3 separate regions of the Homo sapiens genome follow, and all the other regions are linked to region 1. The links are chromatin contacts, found by Hi-C or POLR2A ChIA-PET in ENCODE. All regions are on one chromosome and are shown on one strand. Each heading gives the region's core, a stretch centred on a gene start or an enhancer-like site at or near the end of the contact. The rest is flanking DNA. Distances are from core to core; before and after follow the strand shown. Region 1 holds the start of ATP6V0E2-AS1 (ATP6V0E2 antisense RNA 1). Region 2 holds the start of GIMAP2 (GTPase, IMAP family member 2). Region 3 holds the start of ZNF783 (zinc finger protein 783).

What was found. Hi-C counts contacts between places; a loop is a spot of excess contacts on that map. ChIA-PET counts read pairs that join two places held with the same protein, here RNA polymerase II (POLR2A). Pooled maps may share reads with other maps.
Region 2: a loop to region 1 is called in a pooled map, with 5 times the contacts of the local background. The contact joins the promoter of GIMAP2 here to the promoter of ATP6V0E2-AS1 in region 1. A Hi-C loop is called at or near these places in 1 of 37 single-sample maps with no recorded cell type and 1 of 50 pooled maps.
Region 3: a pooled map shows a loop between it and region 1 (9-fold over the local background). The contact joins the promoter of ZNF783 here to the promoter of ATP6V0E2-AS1 in region 1. A Hi-C loop is called at or near these places in 7 of 50 pooled maps. POLR2A ChIA-PET finds 5 or more read pairs at or near these places in 2 of 52 experiments (AG04449 and GM10248).

What each region holds. Positions count from the first base shown.
Region 1 is chr7:149,871,675-149,875,487 of GRCh38, reverse strand. ATP6V0E2-AS1 (ATP6V0E2 antisense RNA 1) reads left to right here and starts at 1,626. Exons shown (of 4, transcript NR_027040.1): 1 at 1,626-2,264; 2 at 3,692-3,813. ATP6V0E2 (ATPase H+ transporting V0 subunit e2) reads right to left here and starts at 1,519. Exons shown (of 4, transcript NM_145230.4): 1 at 1,319-1,519. The coding sequence starts at 1,422. RefSeq lists silencers at 1,083-1,262, 1,673-1,752, 1,783-1,992 and enhancers at 1,283-1,422, 752-1,720.
Region 2 is chr7:150,683,565-150,687,377 of GRCh38, reverse strand. GIMAP2 (GTPase, IMAP family member 2) reads right to left here and starts at 1,672. Exons shown (of 3, transcript NM_015660.3): 1 at 1,593-1,672; 2 at 291-326. The coding sequence starts at 318. LOC124901774 (a long non-coding RNA gene) reads left to right here. Exons shown (of 4, transcript XR_007060589.1): 2 at 1,202-1,256. RefSeq lists an enhancer at 1,598-1,797.
Region 3 is chr7:149,260,226-149,264,038 of GRCh38, reverse strand. It overlaps ZNF783 (zinc finger protein 783), which reads right to left and starts at 1,843. Exons shown (of 6, transcript NM_001195220.2): 1 at 1,682-1,843. The coding sequence starts at 1,705. LOC124901769 (a long non-coding RNA gene) reads left to right here and starts at 1,698. Exons shown (of 2, transcript XR_007060582.1): 1 at 1,698-2,392. RefSeq lists a silencer at 1,376-2,245.

The DNA of each region.
Region 1 (3,813 bases), core at 377-2,876:
CCTGATGCCTCCTGGACACAGGAGGCTGAGTTCTACTCAGGGTAAGAATAGCAAGGCAGAAAATAAAAACTGAAAGTGTCACCTCACAGAGAGGCCAACCTTGACCACATCCAAGTTGCCTTAAGAATCCTTCCCTTCATTTCCCTTCTCTACCACCCAATATTGCTCCATCTTAATGCAGACGTGTTGTGGAAAGGCACTGCACAGAGCTGCATTTGTGGCAACCCAACAGGGAGTGGTCTGTAGAATTCAAAATTCATGGAGCAAGGGGAAGGAAAACAATAGGCTAGAAGACAGGGCAAGAAGCAGGCAGACTGTGAGCCAGTTCTGAGGCCCAGTGAGTTGTTACAAAGAGAACAGGGACTAGCCACTTTGCGTGTACTCAGAGAAGACCAGAGACAGATGCTTCAAGTGCAGCAAAAGAAATTTCAGTCAAACTGAAGCAAGAACTCACCAAGAATAGCAGGAGACGCAAGACACGAAAATGGTTTACAAAGTGAAGCTGTGGGATCCCAAACCCTGCCTGTCTTTAAGAACAAAGGCAGCACTCACATGTCCAAACGGCCTTTGGGCAAAGCTAACTCTAATCCAAACGAGGCCCTTGATCTTTGATCTAAAGCACTGCAAGCTGGTGCTGGACACAGGAGCACGCGATCCCTTTTTCAACATTACTAAGCAGGTTGTGCCAGTCCTGGCTGGGCACTGAGTAGACAATGGTGAACTGGACAAACTCCAGCCCCTGGGAACATGCAGTCAAGGGAAGGGTGCTTTGTAACTGAAGATAATATGAAGCAGAAACTGGTGAATGGCGCAGCAATCTGCTAGAGGACCTTCGAAAAATAACGCCAGCTAAACTTATCCCATACCTACAAAGTGTCACGCACTGGTAGGTGTTTTAAATGCGTTACCGCAGGTCATCCTCACAGCAGCCTTTTAAGGCAGGAGTCGACATTATCTCCATTTTACCCATGAAGAAACTGAGACTTGATATTGGCTCTAGGTCACACAGCTAGCAAGGAGTGGAGAAACTGCGTCAGTGCCCACTTGTGCCCTTTACTGGCTGCAGGAGGGGTGACAGACATCTCCAATGTCACTCTCCTCTTTACCTTCTGGATATGCCCTCTCGCCCCACCTCCTGCCTGTTCCCGGCTGTCAGAGACCCAGGTGCAGAGAGACCTCAGAGGTGGCGTCCGGGGTCCTGGCGTCCCTCCTGCGGACGCTCGCTGCAGAGCAGGAAGCCGCCGCCCCGGGGCGGAGGGGCGAGCCGGGCCAGGGGGCCGGGGTGGAGAGGTCTGCAGGGCCTGCGCGCTTTCCTTACCCGCGGTTGGGTCCCTTCGGCACGAACCAGGGCCCGGCGATGCCGACGAGGCCCCAGAACGTGGTGAAGATGATGACCGGGAGGGCGAATGAGTGCGCCGTCATGGCCGGGCGCAGGATGCCCAGGCAGGATGCAGGGCCGAGCAGCGGGCGCTGCAGGTGCGCGGGTCCCCAGCCGGGCAGCGCGCTGAGCATGCGCAACAGGAGTCGAGCACCCGAAGCGATCAGCCGGGCCGGGCCGCGCACGCGCATCTCCTGATCCAGCCCGCCGCGCTGTCACTCAGGACCTGCCTAGGAGCCCACTCGCTGATTGGCTGAGCAGGGCCGCGGACAGAGAGAAATGCCGAGGAATAGGGGCGCGGCCGCCCGGTTTCGGCGATGGGTTATAGGGTCCGCGTCAGCCCCGCGCCCGCACAGCCAACGTCACGCCGCATTCTTATTTCCAAAGACCCCTGGAGCTTGGGGTCCCACCCCAGCGGTCTTTCGGGGCGTCCCCTGCCCTTCACGCGCCGCGCCGGCTCGGCCCGAAGCGCCCTGCGGACCCGCAGCCTGGGCCGCCCCGAACCTGACGGCCCCGCGGGGGTCGGACGCGGGAGGAACGGCCTCGCTTTCAGAGACGCAGCGGGAGGGCGGTCCCCGCTGTCCCTCTGGCCGGGTCCTCAGCACGCGTTCTCCTCACTCCCAGGACTAGCGAGCGGCGGGCGCGGACCGGGGCCTGGGGTCGGAGGCGGCGCAGCCAGAAAGGCCCCAGCGGCGCTGAGACGTTTGGGGGAAGGCGGGGGCTTCGCGTTTCGATGGCGGGAAGCGGAATGAGGTTGGACCGGCCGGGCCGGCGTTCAGGGACCCGGCGGGAGGCGGAGGGCTGGCGTCCTCGCGGACATCCATCTGCAGCGAACCAGGCAGAGGCTTTGGGATTAGATCCTTGACTCCTTGCGTCAGTAGTTAAGGTTTGTTTAAATATAAAATGGGATGGCCCTTCTTACAAGGTTGCTGGAGGATTAAATGAATAGGCATGTGGAAAGCACCTAGTATAATAAGGCTCGGTAGTTTCTTCCATCAGGGCTGGAAGAGACCACGGAGCCTGCTTTCCTCCTTCGGCGTTTGGATCTCACATATCCCTTCTTCTCTGGCGATCAAAAATCCCTATCTTCTGTAGAGATCCCTTTTACAGATCAGTGGCCTCCAGGCGGTATCTCTAGCAACAAGTGCTACCCCAAGCGGCCGGCCACACATATTCCCTGGCTTCATGACATAGGGAGGCGCAGTCCCCACGTGATGCAGAAGGGAAATGTGCCTGTCCTTGCACTGACCCCGTCAGCCATGTGTGCTCCTGGCTGTTTTCTGAAATCAAGAACCAGTTACATCCGCCCTTCTCCGTTCTCTAGTTGAAACCTCCCTATCCATCCTTCCAACATTCATGTAAGTTGGAGGTGGGCGTGGGATGACACCAAACTGTTAGGTATAAAATACCATCCTAGCCTTCGAGGGGTTTCTAAAGTAGTTGAGGAGTGATATATTCTGGTAAAATCATAATGCTGGACAGCGCAGTTCTAAGAGCCCTGTGATCAAAGTAGCCAAATGCCCATTATGAGAATTCAGAGGGTGGAGAAATCCAGGAAGACTCCCTGGAGGAGGTGAGATTTTAGCTGGATTGTAAACAATGGTTATTTTTCTCATCCAGAGTGTGTACATTGTTGAGAACACTGGCCTAGGATAAGGGTGCACTTGGCATCCAGGAGATAGAGTTAAGAGTATGTCCATACAGGCCTTCAAAAAATCACCACGAGGGCTGAGCGCAGTGGCTCACACCTGTAATCCCAGCACTATGGGAGGCAGAGGCGGGCGGATCACGAGGTCAGGAGATCGAGACCATCCTGGCTAACACGGTGAAACCCCGTCTCTACTAAAAATATAAAAAAATTAGCTGGGCATGGTGGCGGGCACCTGTAGTCCTAGCTACTTTGGAGGCTGAAAGGAGAATGGCGTGAACCCGGGAGGCAGAGCTTGCACTTGCAGTGAGCCGAGATTGTGCCCCTGCACTCCAGCCTGGGGGACAGAGTGAGACTCCGTCTCAAAAAAAAAAAAAAAAAAAAAATCACCACGAAAGTTCTATAGCTCAAAAAAGACGGACTTTTTGAATTTTGTTCTGGAAAAAAAAAAATCCTCTGTAGAAAATGACAGCTGTAAAGTGAAATGTATTTCCTTCTTTGCCTCTGCTCCTTTGTCTTGGCTTTGGCCAGAACCAAAAACATTGCTGAGTCTGAGCAGCCACTCATATTAGCAGCCTGCAGCTCTTACTCTTTTCCTTTAATGTCTTTGATGTTTCATTTCTGTCCTAATTTGCATGTGATTGCCTGTGTCATTTGTTTGGCAGCTTTGTGATGGTCTGAGGTCCATGAAGGGATTAAAACCAGGAACTGGCTCCTTCTCCAACCACTAAAGCCTCATCTGGGCCCACAAGCCCTGGCTGTTCCCTGGAGCGTGACTGGAAGATGT
Region 2 (3,813 bases), core at 423-2,922, 810 kb before region 1:
TCACTTGAACCTGGGAGGTGGAGGTTGCAGTGAGCCGAGATTGCGCCACTGCACTCCGGCCTGGGTGACAGAGAGAGACACTGTCTCAAAACAAACAAACAAACAAACAAACAAAGAAAACAAAACCCCACAATTTTCAGCTGCTGGTGGTGGTAGCTGTGGGAGTTAGAATAAGATCCTTCACCCTTGTTTATTTTGCCCCAACATCATCAGAAGAGCCAAACACACACACACACACACACACACACACACACACACACACACACACACACGTGAAGTCACCTTCTTACCCCAGTGACTGTGTTCATTTTGGTCCATTGGTGTTCCTGAGAAACAGAGAGACAAGAAACTTATTTTTCAGTTCTAAATCATGAAAAATTCTTATATTTCTTTTCTTTTCTTTTTCTTTCTTTCTTTTTTTTTTTTTTTTTTTTGAGACACAGTTTCACTCTGTCACCCAGGCTGGAGTGCAGTGGTGCGATCTCGGCTCACTGCAACCTCCACATCCTGGGTTCAAGTGATTCTCCTGCCTCAGCCTCCCGAGTAGCTGGGATTATGGGTGTGCACCACCATGCCCATCTAATTTTTGTAGTTTTAGTAGAGACAGGGTTTCACCATGTTGGCCAGGCTGGTCTCAAACTCCTGACCTCAAATGATCCACCAGCCTCGGCCTCCCAAAGTTCTGGAATTAAAAGCGTGAGCCATCACACTAGGCCAAGATCCTTATATTTCTAAACAACCATGTTTCATTTGTCTACTCATAAGGGACAAGGTGGGTGGGAAAGGAATGACTTCCTACTTTACAGAGAACTGGAATCACTTGCTGAGGGGCTGAGAAGTGGGTTTCATTTGTAAGCCTCATGCCCAGCTCTCTCTCGCTTTCTTCCTCCCGTCCTCTCACAGATCAGCCCGGCTCCCTTCTGTTTTTGTTTTGCCTGCACACTCTTCGCTTCTGTCAGCTTTCTCTGTAGGTGTGCCTTCCCTTACACCTTAGGCTCAGTCCTCCCTTTCCCTCTCTTTCTTTTCCCACCTTGCCTCCTTCCCTCCTCTACTCTCTCCAAACCTCCTCCCTCATGTTGAGTCTTTGCTGAGAGACTCAGTGAATGAAGATTATGACTCTGGGAAACCGTGCAGTCCTTTAAGCTGGAAATACACTTCACTTGATCCATTAATGGCTTGAATTTTTCTCATTCCCCAACAGCCCCTGGTTATGAAGCCCTTGCAATGTAGGAACTACTATGGAGTGAGAAATATCGGTACGTTTTCATCAGCTAGTTTCTCTTGCTTAAATCTGGCAGGCATAGACCAAGCGTACAAGCACAGAAAACTGAAAGCCACCGATTAATGCCCAAATTCTTCCCAGTTAGCACTTTTTATTGACTTTATACTATGGAAATTCTTTCTTTGCCAGTAATGTGTAAAGTAAATTACATCGGTTTCCTGTAAACTGGCTCCACTTAAGGAAAAGGCAGTCACTCTAAATTGCTTCTCTTAAAATAGGACAAATTTGTTCTAAGAAAAATGAAAATGTTTGTGCATGGCTTGGGACCTAGAAATCAACACTGCAGAACTTTTCGTAAATCTGGGCTTACCTGATTTACTGTTCAAAGAAACAGTTGGCTCCCTGTTCAGTCCTGTTGTCTTATAGCTCAGCTCCAAGAGAAAAAGAAAGTAAAACCGAGACTCCAGTCGGTCTTCTTCCTCTCTTGAATCTTCCTGAGCTTCCTGACTGCTAATGAACGCCACCACGTGCCTGTGTTTGAAATTCTCTTTCATGCCATTATGCAAAATAAACAGTTTAAATGGAAAGTTAATCAGTAGTTATTTGCTGTCATGTGGGCCAACTGTCTCTTCTTCTCAAAAGTGAAAAAAGAGTGTTTTAATGATTTCATCTGGACTGGAAAGAAAGGCATGAATGCCAAGGAAGTTGGTGGATTTCAGTCCTTCCCAGCTGGGATATGTCCCAACAGTTAGAAGTTTGTCTAGATGCAAATGGCCCCCTGAGAAGGGCTTAAACCTCATTGACACCAGCAGCAGGGATTGTTCTAAAGCAGATGCCACTGGGAGAGAAGAGGAGCCTCTGATAGGCACTGCCCAGGGGAAGAAGGGCACAGAAAGGGGAACCTGAGAGGGGACATTTTTGTCTGAGTCTGATTGTAAGGATCATTAACCATCAAAACATTTTTACATAACTCATTCATGGCTTCTAGGATTCTGGGCCTTTCTTCCCTGTCCAGCTCTGTAATTTCAGAGAACCTCCCTGTGGGGAGAAATTGTCTAGGAAATGTCTATAGTAATACTCTGGAGTGTTGGCTGGGTCAAATGGTATTTCTAGTTCAAGATGCCTGAGGAATCGCCACACTGACTTCCACAATGGTTGAACTAGTTTACGGTCCCACCAACAGTGTAAAAGTGTTCTTATTTCTCCACATCCTAGCATTTAAAACATTTCCTTTTGATTGTCTTGGAGTTTCCAGGTTTATCATAGACTCAGTTGCAAATAGTGATAATTTTCCCTCCTTGTTTCCAAAAATATCTTATGTTGCTTTCTCTTGTATAATTACAATTGCTTGCTACCTTTTCAAAAGTGAGTTAATGTGCTTTTATTATTTATTTACCTGTAGGGCACCTAATATCTTATCATTAATATTGATGTTGGTTATTGGAAATTAATTAGTTTATTTTAAAATCAGTGTGGCTATACTTTGCTTAGTCCTATTTCATTAAAGTCTTTTATCTGTGGTATAAATTTAGAAAATTTTATTTTGACGTTGACTGATATAATTCCATGTCTTTTTCCTTTTGACCTACTAATATTGCAAATTACATCACTGCGTTTCCTAACATAAGTGATATGTACATGTACATGTGCAAAGGTTTGGGTTCCTAGGAATACAGACTGTTGAGATGAAGATAAAATGGATGAAGGAAGTTTATTAGGGAATCTTCTCAGGAAATGTGCTAGAGGGAGAAGGGAAGAACCCAGGATTAGGCAGGGAGAAGTGAGACTGAGATGTAGTCACAACAAATATAGACTCTACAGGGAGTTCTAAAGTTTGGTTGGACTTTCAGAATGAAGGAGAGTGAGCAGAACTTTATAATCCCCATCGGATGCAAACTTCCTCTGGAAAAGACACTTGACTTACATAGGGCATCTCTCTTCAGCATAAGCTAATTTCTGGACAGGTCTGACGGCTCAACAGCTGAGAGCTAACAACTGGTCTCACTCCCAGCAACTGGAGATAGGTCCTTCTGTTTTTGCACTGTTCCTCTAGGTTTGGAGATGCAAATATTGCTTCTCCTGCTTCATCTTTTAGATCATCTGTAGAGACTTCCAAGCACAGTTTTAAATATCTCCCTCATGAAATTTCTTGTTCAAGCCTTCTCACTCCTGTCCCTTCTGAACATGAGCATACATGGAACATTTCCCCTATGTCCCATGGTTCTAGTAAGTGATGTGACTACAGCCTTAAAGGAGGAGTAAGATAGATGTTGGGAGGAGGTGAGGAAGGAGAGGGCAGGGGCTGAGTAGAGGTGCATGTTTTAGAGTACTATGACATTTTAAAATTCATTTTATTCCCATGGTTCAAGGCAATTTTGGAAAATGGGTCAAGCCGAAAGAATAGACCACAGATTTCCTGCAGTCATATTGAGATGTATTTGACAATTGTTCTGTGGTTTCTTGTAAAGTGTTTATTTATAAAGCAGTACTGTTCAATAGAGAATTCTGTGATGGACATGTTTACTGTCTGCCCTGTCCAATATGGCAGCCACTAGCACATGTGGCTGTTGAGCACTAGCAAGGTGGCCAAT
Region 3 (3,813 bases), core at 594-3,093, 610 kb after region 1:
GAGGAGCAGGTGGACAGGAGTGATCTGAAAGGTAGTGAAGCAGTGAGCCCCAGGCTAGGGGGAGTGGATGATGTCACCTTCTAGGGCCCCCTCTTCCCAGGGAACAGGACTATAAACCTGCAGAATCCTCAACGCTTTTTCTCTCCCTTGCACTCAGGGAACCCAAAAAGAAGCTCAGCACACTCACTAAGAGGAGGGAGAGGAAGTTATACTTTAATAAAAGTATCCAGAAAAATCAAGGTTTCAAAACCTTCACTGAGGTGTATTAATAATAGTAGGTATCATCTATTGAGCCTTTACAAGCGTTTTCCAGTATGTCAAAAATGGCCAAAGGATTATAATCTCCCAATTGGACATACTGCACTATATCAAACCAAGATTCTAAAATCTGCTAAACTGGCCTAACTTATATAGATGAAGATGCCAAAAAAACTGATGTGATTCTTCCTTCTCCAGGAGAAAAATTCTGTATAGGAATACTTATAGTGTATTCTTATGAATAAACTTATTCATATAGATATGTATCTGGACAGATAGATAGATAGATATAAATGAGACAGGCACCTGCGCCTGTAATCCCAGCTACTTGGGATTGGGAGGCTGAGGCAGGAGAATACCTTGAACCCGGGAGGCAGAGGCAGAGGTTGCAGTGAGATGAGATCCCGCCACTACACTCCACCCTGGGTGAGAGTGAGACTGTGTCTAAAAAAAAAATATATATATATATATATATACACACACACACACACACACACACACACACACACACACACGTATATATATATACTTTTTTAATTAAAAAATTTTAAAATGGCCGGGCGCGGTAGCTCTCGTCTGTAATCCCAGCACTTTGGGAGGCCGGGGCGGGCAGATCACGAGGTCAGGGGTTCGAGACCAGCCTGGCCAACATAGTGAAACCCAGTCTCTACCAAAAATAGAAAAATTAGCCAGGCGTGGTAGCAGGCGCCTGTAGTCCCAGCTACTTGGGAGGCTGAGGCAGGAGAATCCCTTGAAGCCGGGAGGCGGAGCTTGCAGTGAGCCGAGATCGTGCCACTGCACTCCATCCAGCATGCGCAACAGAGCGAGACTCCCTCTCAAAAAAAAAAATTAAATAAAATCTGCTACAGTAATCTTTTTTAAAAAAATCTACTATCTCTCTTGTAAACGACACAATCTTTCTCTTTGGCAAAAGTAGAATATGAGGCGTTTTAAAGTGTCTAATTCCAAAATCCCTGCCCCGGCGTGAGGCTCCCGCCTCTAATAGATGCGTGACCCTGGGCCTGTCCCTTCCCATCTCAGCCTCCGCTACTGTCCCGTGGGGCTGGCGGCCCCTGCCCGCCCAGCCTGCTGTAGGGGGGGCCGCGAGGCCTCAAATGGGACAATACTCCTAAGGCGCGGCCTCCTCGTCGCCGAGCGTGACTCTGGGGCCCGGCCTGGCTGAGGCCGCAGATGGGCCGGATCGTCAGCCGCTGACGTCGGGGCCCCGCCCGCCGGGCCTGGCATTTGGGCCGCCCGGTCAATGCCTTCGACGCGGGCTGGGCGATGGGCCGGGGGCAACGAGCGCGGAGGCTGCGCGCAAGGCCCTCTCACCCCGCGGCCTCGCGCGGCCAGAGTCCCTCGCGCGGGCTCACGCGGCGGCGGCCTGGGCCTTCCGGGCGTCCGCGGGGCCGAGGGCGCTTACCCGGGCAGGCGCCGCTTCGGCCATGGCTGCCCGCGTCCCTCGCTGGGTTGCAGTCCCTGGACCCGGCCTGTCGGGCCCGGGGCGGCGCGGCAGCGACGGCGGAAGCGGAGCGGGACCCGCCTAACCTGAGAGCTACTGCCGGGCGGCAGCGAACTGCGTCCCGAGCCACGTGCCCCGCTGGCCCTTTAAAAAAGAGCTGCGCTCGGCGGCCGAGCTTGAGGACGCGCACAGCGCCCCCTGCAGCCCGTAGGACCGCACGCCCGCGGCCGCCGCCCCGCGCCCTCCCGAGGCCTTCAGCGCCCGCGGCGTCCGGGACCCAGGCGCGGCCACCCACCCTCACCCGGGGCGCGGGAGTTGACGCCAGGGCGGGCGTGCCACGGCCTCCAGCGGGGCTACGTCAGGCGTAAGCCACTCCCGGGCCAGCGCGGCGCCCAACCTCTCTCTGCGTCCCACGCGGGAGCCGGGAGGGCTGCGGGAAGGAACCGCGCTGGAAAGTGCGAAACCTCGCGAGGGAAAGCTGCGTGGGGAACGGGGTCGGCCCTCGCCGGGGCTCCAGTCCGGACCGAGACTCTGTTGCAGCGCCTCCCACGCACCACAGAACTGAGTTGGGGAAAGTAAAAAGGATACGTGTGTACCCAGGGAGAAGCCAGGGAAACTTACATGAACGTTTTTAAAGTCTCTTTTAAATTTGACAGAACAAACGTGAAGATGGTAGGATTTTTTTTTTTTTTTTCCTAAGCCTGCCCTCCCCTCCTGAGGACTCTGGGGTCCCTTCCTCCTCCCGGGGCCCGCCTGGTGAAAGTCCTCAGCCACCCACGAGGACCCTTCTGTAGCTTTGGTCCAGGCTGAGATCACAGCAAGTGTGAATCAGTCCATCCCTCATTTAGGCCCTGAGGCATCTTGAATAAACCGCAGGACCCATTTTCCTCGGCCTGTGCTGAGGCATATTGAACTAAATGTGCTGTATGCAGTTGAAGCTTTGTTTTCTGTCTTTTCTGCATTTCCCATTCATCTCACAGTCTTTGTCCAACAAGCTGGCAAACTCTTCCCGCTAGAAATCTGCAGTTTTGTTTCTTTCTGTGTTTGGGTTTGTTTGGGGTTTTTTGGTTTTGGTTTTGTTTTTTCTTTTTTGGGGGGGGGGGGTGAGGGTGAGAAGTTATTTTCACAAATATTTGAGCCAAGCAAAAGCGTGGTCAACTATCAGAAAAAACACAAACTGATATCCTAAGTAAGGTGAACCCCAAAATTTGCGGAAAGGTTAGGACGTGTTACTTTAAGGTAACAAATCAAATAAATATTTGGCATTATTCATTTTGGAAATTCTTGTTGAACTATCCCAATCTAAAACACAAACTGCAAGTATGCACTAAAGACATTAAGAGCATCCCTAGGATCTTATCAGGGATCAGTCCAATCTATTCAGGATTATAAAATACCAGTAAATGGTGACGTTATAGAATAACAGTTAAGGTCCAATGCAAACAGAAAGGGTCAGGAAAATGGGCCAGGAGCCGTGGCTCATGCCTGTAATCCCAGCAGTTTGGGAGGCTGAGGCGGATGGATCACCTGAGGTCAGGAGTTCGAGACCAGCCTGGCCAACATGATGAAACCCCATCTCTACTAATACAAAAAATTAGCTGGGTGTGGTGGTGAGGTACTCTGGAGGCTGAGGCAGGATAATCGCTTGAACCCGGGAAGCAGAGGTTGCAGTAAGCCGAGATCATGCCATTGCACTCCAGCCTGGGCAACAAGAGCAAAACCCCATCTCAAAAAAAAAAAAAAAGAAAAAGAAAGAAAGAAAGGGTCAGGAAAATGGGCTGGAGACAAAAATGCTAGGATTTAATGAGCTCTGTTGAGGAAAGAGTGCTATAATGTTTGACAGCTAGTCTTCGTTTTTTAGAAAAAAAGTTTCTCTAAGTCAGTGGTACTCAAACTTCAGTGTGCATCATGTTCACTGAGGGTTCTTGTTAAAAATACAGGATGCTAGGCACAAACCTCAACATTTCTAGGTCTGAAACAGGAGGGGATGAAAGTGATGCGAATTTGCAATTCTAACTAGTTCCCAAGAAATGCTGATTCTATTGGTCTGGTGATCACAGTTCGAAAACCTTGGCACTGTTTATCAGGGTCCC